Regions from separate parts of the Homo sapiens genome. Here region 2 is linked to region 1. A link is a contact called in ENCODE Hi-C data. All regions are on one chromosome and are shown on one strand. The core of a region is the stretch at or near the end of the contact, and the rest is flanking DNA. Distances in the headings are between cores, read along the strand shown. Region 1 holds the start of LINC02650 (long intergenic non-protein coding RNA 2650). Region 2 holds the start of GPR15LG (G protein-coupled receptor 15 ligand).

What was found. Hi-C counts contacts between places; a loop is a spot of excess contacts on that map. Pooled maps may share reads with other maps.
Region 2: a loop to region 1 is called in a map with no recorded cell type, with 4 times the contacts of the local background. The contact joins the promoter of GPR15LG here to the promoter of LINC02650 in region 1. A Hi-C loop is called at or near these places in 6 of 37 single-sample maps with no recorded cell type and 4 of 50 pooled maps.

What each region holds. Positions count from the first base shown.
Region 1 is chr10:83,673,977-83,680,693 of GRCh38, reverse strand. LINC02650 (long intergenic non-protein coding RNA 2650) reads left to right here and starts at 3,605. Exons shown (of 5, transcript NR_134317.1): 1 at 3,605-3,664; 2 at 4,020-4,112; 3 at 5,249-5,344.
Region 2 is chr10:84,170,482-84,177,198 of GRCh38, reverse strand. GPR15LG (G protein-coupled receptor 15 ligand) reads right to left here and starts at 3,398. Exons shown (of 3, transcript NM_207373.3): 1 at 3,278-3,398; 2 at 630-719. The coding sequence starts at 3,347. CERNA2 (competing endogenous lncRNA 2 for microRNA let-7b) reads left to right here and starts at 5,123. Exons shown (of 2, transcript NR_134505.1): 1 at 5,123-5,477. RefSeq lists enhancers at 1-372, 3,879-3,928, 4,749-4,988, 5,339-5,388, 5,303-5,804.

The DNA.
Region 1 (6,717 bases), core at 2,356-4,855:
ACCTGGGGTTACAAACTCTGAGGTAGGAAACAGGATACAGACACATATTGAATAAAAAAAAAAACTATGGAAAAAATGACTTCAAAAGTAACGTTTCCTCAACGCCAGACCCCACTAGATTGTAAATCAGCAGCAAGGGAGAAGAGACGCGGGAACAGTGCTTATCAAGTATCTCCTGTGCTTCAGCACCAGGGGCTTGCCTAGATTTTTAATAATGAGTAGTAGTTCTGAAAATAATCCAGTGAAGAAGGTATGCTTACCAAACCTCATCACTTATGCACAAATAAAGGTAACAAGTTGTCAGGTGACTTGCTCAGGTGTACAAGTCTGGGCAGTGGTGAAGTAGGAATTTGTACCAGCTCTGACAGATTGTCTGCACCGTAAAAGTTTGGTCTCCAGACTGTGAACACTTTTCTGATGGCATTTTGTTTCGTTAACTGCTATTCCTCTATTCTGCAGTGTAGTCCTCCCTCACTGAGCCTTTTGTCTGTGCCTGCCTGCTTCCTTCTCAAGAACCTCGTCTGGAAAACTCACCTCATGGCCATTTTGCTTCAATGCCATGGAGGAAATCAAAGGCCCTTACTTTGTCCTGCAATGACTATCTAAAGCGTCTTCATCCAACAAGCACATTAAAAAAATTTCAACTCATCCCTTATATATGCAGAAAAAACATGGGGGTTGAGATGTTAAGCCAGAAGTTAAAAGTTAAGAGATCAGATTTAAAATTATTGAATTTTGGCTTAAACTTAGGAAGAGTTGAATGCATTACAGAGAAGTGAGAAAGATCAAAGGACACAAAAACATGGGGATACGTAGTGACCCTCATCTCCTCTTCCTGTTTCTCATCAAAATAGTGAATTTCTGTACTTGGAGACCTCTCAAATGAAATTCTGTTCAAGGTGGGACTTTAATCTTCTCTTTTTGTTGTTCTATATTTCTTTAAGTGTTTATGATCGTGATACACTATCTTTATAATTGTAGAAAAAAGTTATATTTAAAAAGAACAAAATGTTAAATTTCTAATAAAATTGGGCACACACACACACACACACACGTAAATGCTTAGCAAACCAGCCCCATGATTGGTTTCAGTTTAAATAAGCAGCAGAGAGGGCTTTACTGGCATTTTTAATTAGTTATCCCTGAGATCCTTATCAACATTGGACAGGTCGACATGATTTCAATGTGATTTATTTTCAAGACATGTAGCGAGGAAGGCTAACTCTGGAACTTGGCACATTCAAGATTTTCTTCACCCATGGGACCCTCTGTGGGGCAGCTGAGATTTCTCCATTCATCACTTCATAACACCTGTTCCTATGCAGAACAAAGCTTGGGACTGATGGTACTTCCTGCTTCTAGGGCCCTTGGCAGCTCCAATCAGAACATCATCTGCAATATGCAGGTGACAATATGGAGTTCTAGCAGAGGAATTAAAAAACGCATTCAGTATACACTGCTTCCGTTTACCATGTCTGTGCTTCTCCGTGCTCTAAAGTCAAATTGCCAAAATACTAGGCCCTGTTTTCCCTATCCTTATGAAACAAGGGACTGTGGCACTGATGATACTTTTCTATGCCTGTTTAAGGAAGGTGACTGAACAACTAATATGGAAAGCAGGATATCTTTCATAAGAAGCAATAAGGAAATACACTCAGTTATTTTCAGTTCTGTTTGATGTCAGCTATTGCTTCTAACTTTGAAACTCTAGCTTCTCAATGTTTCAGCTTTTTCCCTTCCATTCTCTGTCCATGTCATTTTTATCCTTCCTCGTTATCTTGATAATGAGTTTATGTAAAAATTAAAGTCATAAACAAGAATTTAAAGAAAAAATATCTAAACCCATTGCACATTTGTCTTCATTGGCTCTGTGGGCCCCTCCAGAGTTTTCTCAGGTGTCTGGGGACTTAATTCTTCCTCAGATTTGCAGAGCCCCACAGTGTTTGCAAATAACATTGGCCCAGTGGAACTGCAGCCTGGAGACTATAATGCTTTGCCTAACTTCCTTAGTCAGCACCTGCTCTGTGTCCATCCACACTGGATATGATGATGCGTTCCATTTTACCTAAAGTAAACATGGTTTAGTGAATTTCTCTCTATTTTAGAGTCTGTGGAATCAAAGAATACTAAGGAAGTGTCTGGAGAAAACTATTCCAAGGTGAGAGACCCACAGCTGGAGTCCAGTTCCAGTGGTAAGACAAGAACATGAGAGGAAGACGGAGTACAGGTTGGAAATCAGGGGAAAACCCAGATGCTGCTTGGGCCTGTTTCCCACAGTGGGGGCTTTGGGGACAACACACACAGAACAATTGATGTGTACAGTAACAGCAATTTCCACAAACATTCTGCAATCCCTTTGTTCCCCAGGCAGAAGAACATAGGAATAGTCAGACATGCTGTCTCCCTCGAGGAGCTTATGCTGTTATCAGTTTATGGCATCTCAGCTTCTAATTCACTCTTTTAGCTTGTTCTATGAAAGTGGATCTGGGGCCTTTAAATATTTTTTCTCTACTAGCAAACACAATGCTAAATTTTGATAGTAGCGAGTGCTTGAGAGAAATTTCAGAAGAAAGGAAAGAGTTTTGCTTCCTGCTTCCAGTGTGCTCCTTGTGCAGACTCCTGCTGAATTATGTGGTTTCTCTAGGTCGAGCTCCTGTCACACACAGGACTTCCCCAGCAGGGCCTGCACTTTCTCTGGTGTCCAGGTTCTGCAGTGCACAGCAGCCAGCAACTCCTGGTGGCCAGCAGCTGCCTCCAACGACCTCCTCAAGCGGTTTTGTAGCAGAGTGCTTCTGATGAGACATTTCTCTGTGAACAGCTTTCTAGCAATTTCTGTAATTCCAGCAAGTCCTTTGGGTGTGTCAACAAAGAGAACTTGCTGTCCTTCAGTGAACTATGGCCATGCATCCCCAGCAAAAGAAGCAATAAGGTACTCTAATTCTTTGCCATCTCTGCTTTTAAGATAAAAACCAGGCACTTGAGTTGTTTCATTTAAAAAAAAATGAAAATTTTTTTTTAAAAAAATCAAAATTTAAATGAAGGAAAATATATTAAAAATTAATGTCATTTTTCCATCTTGGAATCAAGACATGGCACTTCCTTCTTGGGGAAAAAATAGATGTGTGGAAGAGAACAGAATTGTAGAACATCTGAGCTAAAAGGAAGCTTTGAGATCATTTATTCCAGTGACTTTATTTTGTAATAAGAAACTGGAATGAAGTGGCTTATACAAGGGCACACCGTGGAGAAGGTCAAGTCCTCCAGACTCATCACAGTGCTCTTTGGGTGGTTATATAAAACTCCTAGGTGTTTCTAATATGCACCCGGGATTAGAAACCATAGGCCTAGGTGGAAAAATGAAACCACATATACAAGTGCACAGAAGAGGGAATGTTCACAGGATTCCATGTATCTCATTAAGTCTAGTGTCCAATTTCTTTGGGTTTTAAAAAAAAATCCACCTTTCTTGGGCTTCACAGACCAGGAGATACTCACATGGAATGAGGCTGTAGTCATGGTAATAAACAGTATTGTTTGGTAACTACCCTTTTAGCAAAATCACTGAAACTCTGGCCCCCAGATTCCTCCTCCTGTTTGTGAGCTCCTAAGGTGACCCTTTGGCTCCTGAGCAACCATGACACCCTTGGCTACACCAAAGCTCATTGTAAGGCCCATGATCATTCTTTCTTGGCCTTACCTGTGGCTTCTGTATGGCTTCCTGGTTCAGCACATGGTTATTTTTCCAGCAAGTCTTGATTCTACTTCAGTAGTCTCTATGCTGAATTTTTTAGTAAAATTTAAAATGTACATTTGGATTAACATATGGTGGCCAGTATTTTACCAGGCCAAGATGAGATCTTGAGAAAGAAACACTATTTAATATTATCTTTTCACAAAAGAAAGAATATTCAAACTCCAGAATATAGAAAGGAGGAGATATTTACATGAAGAACATATTTTTAAATTTAATAAATTTTTTTATATAAAATTAACTACAGAATTTTTTTTCTCATTTCTAGGAAAATCATTACAGATGGACTCCATGAACCAGTGTTTAGAAAGCGCTGCTATATGTTTTTAGGAATACATAGGGAATTTGGTAGGAAGATTACGTAAGTACACCTGCGCCATAGTACTTTATCATCCACACCCTTCTGATCCTCAGCCAGGTCGGGTGAGGGTCTCCCAAAAGCAAGAGAATTCCATACACTCCTGTCAATGTTAAGGATAATAAGGATTTCTCAGTTTACTAGGACATGTTTTAGTTTCATTCTTTGGTTGTGAGAAAGAAGTCATCTGCATTTTTTTCCCAAAAGAGGATGTTGATTTTAAGGAAACATGTGGGCTAAAACTAAAATTGATCTAGGAATCAGAAACTCTGTTTATTTCTTGGGCCCTTACTCATGATCTTTGTACTAAAAAAAGTAAACAAAAAAAATTTTAGCATGAAAATAAAAATAAAATATGTTTACCTGAAATGTTTGCTATAGAAGGGGTCCATCCATCAGATGAACTGGGCTTTCAGAATAAAAAGTACACTGTTATTCCAATGAAAAAGAAAGTTATAAATGGCCTAATCATTGGTAGAAAAATAGAAGTTGTGACTTATAATTATAATTATTATATCTATAAGGATTGTTATGTATTATATTTCTGATTAGGGAATCAGAAATATATAGGAAAGGGGCTCAAGACACTATTTATTTGGGGGGATAGTATTAGATAGCGTGTTCTTGTATTTTGAGGTTTATTCCTGAATTCAAAGTATATTTTTTACGATTACACTAAATAATAAACATATTCATATGGAAGAGGGCAAGGTGTCAGTCTTGTATTTTCATATGTTTGTTGATCTCCCTACATGTGAACTAATTCTTTCAAAATTTTTTACTTCAAATTTCTGGAAGAAAACTGTGATTAACCATACTTACTTCTTCATGTCAAGTCAAAAATCACCATCCAGGCTTTATTTTACTACTTTTACATGAAGTGCTCATCTTTGGTTCAAATAGCTATAAAAAGTGAAGGACATGGGTTACATAGTAAAAGAAAGGCCATCTACGGGCTGAAGGACTGGTAGATTCCTTAGAAGCGGGTGTGATGAGGAAAGTAGCTTAAATACTATAGTCCAGTACAATGGTCTTAGCCTTTGTTTTCAGCCATTGGCCTAAACTCATTCAGTCGTTAAGTATTCATGAAATCCATTATACCCTTAAGCAAATAAAAAATCTGTTAACCTACACTTCAGTCTGCCTCAGGCATATTCGGAGTCTCATGGGGGTATCTGTGAAGAAGACGAGCACAAGAAAGCCTAAGTTCAGTACACACAGTAGGACTGAATCAGGTATGCTTGACAGATTACGTCAGAAAGACTTTTAACTAATCAATTTCCTTAAAGCAATTTTGATTAACCTAGGCTAATCAAGGTAGTGAATGGTAAATGAAGACATAAATAACCTCAGTAAATGAGATTTTCAAAGAATATGTAAATTGAGAAGGATGTGCTAATGATGTGATGTCGTTCATTCATGTGTCAGTAGTTGTTGAAAATATACTTTTATGCTTTTTAAAATTAGGATAGTAATTATTTTATGAGGCATCACAATAAAATCTCTCCCTTGTAAGTGTTGAAACTAGTTGCCATAATGTCCCACCAGTGAAATTGTGTGAGCTCCTCTTTTAAAATTTTAGAAGTTTGAAGAAGCGAATACTAAAGATTTTTATGAGTTTATGTAGGTATTGAAGAAAAAACAGTGCTGTCATGCTACCAATAATATGAAGGTCATGGCCCACAAGTGTTAACTATATTGAAAGAAAATGGGCTGGGCGTGGTAGCTCAAGCCTGTAATCCCAACACTTTAGGAGGCTGAGGTGGATGGATTGCTTGAACCCAGAAGTTTGAGATCAGCCTGGGCAACAAGGCATACTCCTGGCTCTACAAAAAATACAAAAATTAGCTGGGCCTGGTGGCATGCGACTGTAGTCCCAGCTTCTTGGGAGGCTGAGGTGGAAAGATTGCTTGAACCAGAAAGGTTGAGGCTGCAGTGAGCCATGATTACGCCACTGCACTCCAGCCTGGGTGACAGAGCCAGACTGTCTCAAAAAAAAAAAAAAAAAAAAAAAAAAAAAAAACAGAAAGAAACAAGAAAAGATAAAGTGTTATGGTCATAAGTAAAGAAATATTTGAGACTGACAGCAAAGAAAGCTTTAACATGTTTCTGGATAGCTGTGTAAACTTAGCCAAGACACTTATCCTTAGTTTCCATTTTACAAGCACTGGAAACAGAAAAAACAAACCAACAAAGCTTTTTCAGATTGAACGCATTGTATAAAGAATATTCTTACACATTCTTAAAGGGGAGAAAATGAGCAAAGTACATAAATAGACAGAGAATGGGAAAATTATTAAATTATGAATTGAATTGGATAATAAAGAAATGAAAGAGGAACAAAAACAAAAGGAAAGAAGAGAAAAATAGAGAACTGGTACTTTATATGTATTTGACTTTTACCTGACACAAAAGAGTGGGGAAACTCAAGTCCAGGCATCATGGGGCAGATCCAGGCTTCTGTACTTGTCAGCTTTGTGACCACAACCAAGTTCCACTGGTGCCCCTGAGACGTCAGTCATCTCATTTATAAAAATAGTAGATGAGATGATTTGCAGGGTACCTTCCTGATTTATAACTTGGCTTTATATAATTGTAAAAGGAAAGG
Region 2 (6,717 bases), core at 2,149-4,648, 500 kb before region 1:
CCTCAGGGAGAGGGCAGCCTTGCTCTTCTGGGCCTCGTTCTGGTCATGCAGCCTGGATGCTGCCTGCTGGCATCTCTGGGGCTGCCTTATCTCCTGCCAAGCTATGGCTCTCTGGACCCTCAGGCCCACTCCCCTGCTGGTGACCTGCATGCTGATCTGTGCCCCAGGTCCACAGGGTTCACAGGCAGCTTTGGTCCTTAGCTTCTGGGAGTACCTCTCAAGCCCTGCTACCATCTGTCTTCCATACCCCACTCTTGCCCTTCACCCTTGCTGCCTCCTCTGCCTGCATCCCCCACCTCCACAGTCCTCAGCCAGGCTCCTGGCTCATAAATGAGCCAGGTCTCATAAATGTCACCTCCTCAGACACCTCCCACCTAAAGTAAGTGTGTTTCCACACAACATCTTCTAATTGCATCCTGCTTTTTTTCCATGGCAGAATGTATTCAGTTTAAAATGATTAATTTGTTGACTTTTGGGGGGGAGTCAACAAATTAATCAACAAAACAAAGATGTCCTCCCAGCCAGAGCCTGATGCCAGCCATGGGTGGGGGCTGATCAGTGTGTGTGGCTGGTCCCATGGCCACTGTAGAACTTCTGCCCCACAGTCTGGACGAGGTGGGGGTACTTACCTTTCAGGTTTGTTGAGTTGGGGCTAGGGACTCGGTGGCAGCAGAGCCTGGTTCTCCTGCCTGACCAGGCCTTGGCAGGACGCCTCTTCCCTGAGGGTGGACACAAAGGAAGAGAGACTGTCTTTAGTGGGCTTGTCTGTGAGTGAGCTTCCCCTTCCAAGGCACAGGGCTCAGGAATATTTATCCAGAGAAACTCAGGATGAGCCAGGCTACGAGAGGTCCTAGGGAAAGAGTGGGCCTTGTTGTGATTTACTTTTCAGAAATAACAATGTTGGGAGACACATGGCCCCAAAACACATCCTTTTCAGATTCCTGTCCAATAAGTAGTTTCTTTGACATAATAATTCTCCCCTTGGCAATCTAGCCTAAGAAAATAAGCCTGAGCTGGGTGTGGTGGCTCATGCCTGTAATCCTAGCTCTTTGGGAGGCTGAGGTGGGCGGATCACTTGAGGTCGAGTGTTCGAGACCAGCCTGACCAACATGGAGAAACCCCATCTCTACTAAAAATACAAAATCAGCCTGGCATGTTGGTGCATGCCTGTAATCCCAGCTACTCAGGAGGTTGAGGCAGGAGAATCACTTGAACCCGGGAGGCGGAGGTTGTGGTGAGCCAAGAGCATGCCATTACACTCCAGCCTGGACAACAAGAGCAAAAACTTCGTCTCAAAAAAATAAAAAAAAGAAAAAAAGAAAAAAAGCCTGAATAAAGGACATACTTTATGTACATATATACCTTTTACCACATAATTAAAATGTGCAAAGTAGGCCAGGTGTGGTGGCTCATGCCTGTGATCCTAGCACTCTGGGAGGCCAAGGTGGGAGGATGGCTTGAGTCCAGAAGTTCAAGACCAGCCTGGGCAACTTAGAGAGACCTCGTCTCTGCAAAAAATTTTAAAAATTAGCAGGGCATTGTGGTGCGCACCTGTTTTCCCAGCTACTGGAAAACCTGAGGTGCGAGTATTGCTTGAGCCCTGGAAGTCAAGCCTGCACTGAGCCGTGGTCATGCCACTGCACTCCGACCTGGGCAAGAGAGCAAGATCTTGCTTCAAAAAAGGAAAAGCACACAATTGTGAACTATCTAAATGTCTAAGCATGTAAATTCATCATAGTACGTTCACTTGTAGCAAGTTATACCTGAAAATATTAGTTGATTAATGCTACTTCAAGAGTTTGCTACAGATAGTCCTAAATGGATAGGAAACTTTATGGGGGAAGGTATCTATCCTCATTTAATTGTCACTAGGGTATCACTGGCAACCTCCAACATGTCCAAAAATAGAGGTCTGATAAATTGCATGTCACGGGCTGTGTTTATGAGGAATTCTAATCACTGTTTTCCTTATTATATATGTGGCACATTTTCATCGCAGAAACTTTGTAAAACAAACACTTGTTATAATCCCACTACTCAGAGATGGCTGCTGCTGACACTGGGTTGTAAATGCTTCCAGAATATCTTCAATCATAAGCATTTTGGGTGATTATAACAATATATATAGTGATAAATAAAAAAGATATAACCTTGAACATATAGGTACATCAATTAATTTTTAAAAATTCTACATGCAAGGAAATAAACAAAATGTTGAACATGGCTACTCTTGAATCATGGAATTGAGTGTTTTTCTTCTCTTTATATATTTCTATAGCTCCAGCTCCCCCCACCCAAAAGTTTGAGTAACCATAACCACTAAAACAAAAAATAAATGTAGGCAGTTTCTAGAGGGTTAGACAAGAGAAAAATGGATTGAAACACTCAGCTATCTGAATCAAGAAAGGCAGCCAGGCATGGTGGCTCACGCCTGTAATCCCAGCACTTTGGGAGGCCGAGGTGGGAGGATTACGAGGTTAGGAGTTCAAGACCAGCCTGGCCAAGATGGTGAAACCTGTCTGTACTAAAAATACAAAAATTAGCTGGGCTTGGTGGTGGGCACCTGTAATCTCAGCTACTTGGGAGGCTGAGGCAGAGAATTGCTTGAACCCAGGAGGCGGAGATTGCAGTGAGCTGAGATAGCGCCACTGCACTCCAGCCTGGGTGACAGAGCAAGACTCCATCTCAAAAAAAAAAAAAAAAAGAAAAAAGAAAAAAGGGCAAGAGAGCTAAATATTCATATCTATAGAGGTAAAAAGATGGTGTCCCCTTCTAAACATGCATAAACATACCCCACCTCCCTACCACACACACCTTCATTTCAGCTGCTCATGGATATTTTCTGGGCATGAGGTTTTGGGATGTTCAGACTTAGATGGTCTACTAATTAATGTATTCATTTGCCCAACACTAATTTACTCTGTTCCAAGCATGACACAAGTACAAGAGAATGGCTCCAGAAATTCTAGATAGGTAGGACTTAAGCACAGTAATCTAGCTGAGAGGTTGTATGTGTGTTTGCATGGCGAACACACCACTTTACTTAGGCTGGGTATGTATTTGGGGGTGCAGGGGCTGTGAATGGAACCCCCAAGCCACCTGCAGGCAGTCCTGAGCCCCAAACCTATAGGTTCAGGAGAAAGAGCCCATCTTTCCGGGGCTCAGGACTGCCTGCCAAGGCCTGCCCGCCAAGGCCTGCCCTCCAACAAATCCTGATCAGAGTCTTCCCAGATGCTGAAATCCTGCTCAGGGATCTGCACCCTGGGGGCTGCCCTACCTTCTGTGGAGAAGATGGAGAAGCAGAGAAGCAGGATACAGAGCAGGCTGGAAAGGACTAGAAGCCTCATGGTGAGAAGGCAGATTTTCACGTCCTGGGAAGGGAGCTGTGCTGCAGAAGTCCTCCCTTGGGGCCACCTTGGACATTTATAGAGTCATAGAGAGGTGTTTCCCAATGGGCAGAGCCCTAGTAGCCTTGCAATTCTCCTAAAGGGTAAAGTCAGCCCCTCCCAAGAGGAAAACCAGCCTTTCAAGATGCATTTAGTAACCTGTAACACAGAAAGCTGTAAATGCCCAGCCCAGAGAGGTTTCAGAACTGGCTTCAGTGGTGAGAGCAGGAACCAACTGCCCAGGAAGAGCCACTGTCTAGAGTTGAACGTTAACTTTTAGTGTCAGTAATAATCCTATCAAATGCAGCTCTTCCTGCTCATTCCTCAGCTGTGTCTGGAAAAAGGATCATAAAACCCTTGCAGGTTCTGATCCAAGGATGAGTCTTGAGTAACCAATGAGATGTAGAGAGCACAGGTCCTGGAGTCAGATGACCTGGGTTTGAGTCCTGGTTCTGCCACTTAGCAGTGTGACATCAAACTTGTCCTTGAATGTCTTTGAGTCGGCTTCCCATCTGTGAAATGGGCACAGGACTATCTCTCTCACAAGCCTGTATTGAGGCATGTATGAGAAGCCATCTGCACCAAGGTGCTCACACAGCTCTTAAAGGAGGTGGGGCCACAGGTGGACTTTGATGTTTAAGACAGTGATGAAATGAGAAGACACTTCAAGTACAGGGTCACCCTGAACAAGGCCTGGAAGAGAGGAGCCTCTGCCCAGGGCAGGCATGGGGGAAAGTCTGACCACAGGTGCAGGAGGCTCAGATGCCACCCATTCACTGGACACGTGACCTGGGCTGAGCCATGCGCTTGGCTCCAGGGACACAGAAGACACTGTGCCTCGCCTCAAGGAGCTCCTGTTGGTGGAGGAAGCTGTGCAGACAAGTGACTGTCTCACAGCATTGTAAGTGCTGTCTATACTGAAGGAAGGGGACGTAGGTTGCTCAGTCAGAAGGTGGGGGAGGGAGGGGACACTCTGCAGAGATGGAATAAGATTGGGTCGGAGATGGCCTGGCATGGTAGGCCAGGTCATGGTGGGCTTCCTGGACCAGCAGAGGAATCAGACTGGCAAAAGGGAGGCCGGGGGATCCTTCAGCCGGGTAGAGACTGATGACAGGAATGCTTTGGGCTCCTTTTCCATCAGAGTGGGTCTGAGTTCCCTTTAATAATGGTGCATGGGTGCCTGAACACTTGCTAGGCTCTGGCCTCAGATGGTGTCAGAGGGTTCAGAGCCCCTGGGCCTATGAGAGGTGGTGGGTAGGAGGAATATTTTTCGGAAGAAATTAGGATGTTTCCCATGCACCCTGATGAGCCTCTGCCTGGGCTGCTCTCAAACCTCCACTCCCAAACTGAGGGAAGAGAGATACCCTCTCATATTGTTTTATATTGTTTTATACTCAGTACCTCTTTTAAGAAAAAACAAGGAAGTAAAACCAAAGACAGGCAGCCCGGCGCCAGGCCTGAAACCAGGCCTGGGCCTGCCTGGACTAAACCCAGTAGTTAAAAATCAACTCATAACTTAAAAACCAATGTTATTCATAGATTCCAGACATTGTATAGAAGAACATTGTGAAACTCCCTGCCCTGTTCTGTTTCTCTCTGACCACCGGTGCATGCAGCCCCTGTCACGTACCGCCTGCTTGCTCAAATCAATCACGACCCTTTCATGTGAAATCTTTAGTGTTGTGAGCCCTTAAAAGGAACAGAAATTGTGTATTCAGGGAGCTCAGATTTGAAGGCAGTAGCTTGCCGATGCTCCCAGCTGAATAAAGCCCTGCCTTCTACAACTCAGTGTCTGAGAGGTTTTGTCTGCGGCTCACCCTGCTACATTTCTTGGTTCCCTGACTGGGAAACGAGGTGACTGACGGATGGCCGAGGCAGCCCCTTAGGCGGCTTAGGCCTGCCCTGTGGAGCATCCGTGAGGGGAACTCCGGCCAGCCTGAGTGACGTGATCCAAAGAGCGCTCCCGGGTAGGCAATTGCCCCAATGGAACGCCTTGCCAGAGCAGCGTGTAGCAGGCCCCCACGGAAGATTAACACAGTGGCTGAACACCAGGAAGGAACTGGCACTTGGAGTCCGGACATCTACAACTTGGTAAGACTAGTCTTTGGAACTTGCCCCACTCCATCTGAGTGGAAGCGTGGCCTGATCACCCACAGTGTGCCTGTATTGGCATTTTGTTCTGGTTTTGACTTGGCTTGAGTTGGTAAGACTAGTCTTTGGAACTTGCCCTACTCCATCTGGGTGGAAACATGGCCTGATCACCCACGGCATGCCTGCATTGACACTTTTGTTCTGGTTTTGACTTGACTTAGATTGTGTGATACTTTGGTTTTAGTTTTGACCTGGCTTGGATTTCTGGATACTCTGATTTTGGTTTGGTGTAAACTGCAAAAGTGTGTGTGTGCCCTTTTTACCTGTTTTTTGTTTTGTGGTGTGTGTGTGGTGTGAACATGGTGTTTTGTCTTGAAGAAGCATGGGTCAGGCAAAAATAAGCCCACCCCACTAGGAACTATGTTAAAAAAAATAAAAATTTCAAGAAAGAATTTAAGGGAGATTACGATGTTACTGTGACACCAGGAAAACTTAGAACTTTGTGTGAAATAGACTGGCCAGCATTAGAGTGGGTTGGTCATCAGAAAGAAGCCTGGACAGGTCCCTTGTTTCAACGGTATGACACAGGGCAACCTGTAAGCCAAGGCACCCAGACCAGTTTCCATACATAGACAGTTACAGCTGGTTTTAGACCCCCTTCCCCTCCACAGTAGTTAAAAGAACAGCAGCATAAGCAGTTGGGAGAGGCAAGGAAAGACCAGCAGAGAAAAAAAAAAAAGAGGCCATCTATACCAATTCTAAGTTAATTTAGACTAAACAAGGTCTTATTAATAGCAAAGGATAATTGAAATCCCAAACTTACAAGGTTTTCAACAAAAGTGAAGTTTGCTAAAAGTTAACAGCATAACATATATTGTGGTAACTTCTAATCTTGTGGCCTTAGAGAGTCTAGTCCAAAGACATAAAGAAAGTTCGCTTTAAAAAAAGGAATGGTTATCTTCAAAAAAAAAAGCGGGGGGGAGGCAGAATTTATGTAAAAAGAGTGTTATATGGTAAATTCTTGTCCTGAAATAAATTAACTGGTTGTTTAAAGAAAAAAAATGTTTGTAATAAGTCAGAAAGTTGAGGCATGTTGAAGAATTGTCGGCGAAAGTTGTGAAAGAAAAAATGTTATAAAAAAATTTATGCAAAAAAGCCTCCTGAGTACTACTATTGAAGAAACAGTTTATGTGCAAGGTGTATAAAAATAGTAAAATATACCTTTGGTAAAAAGATTATA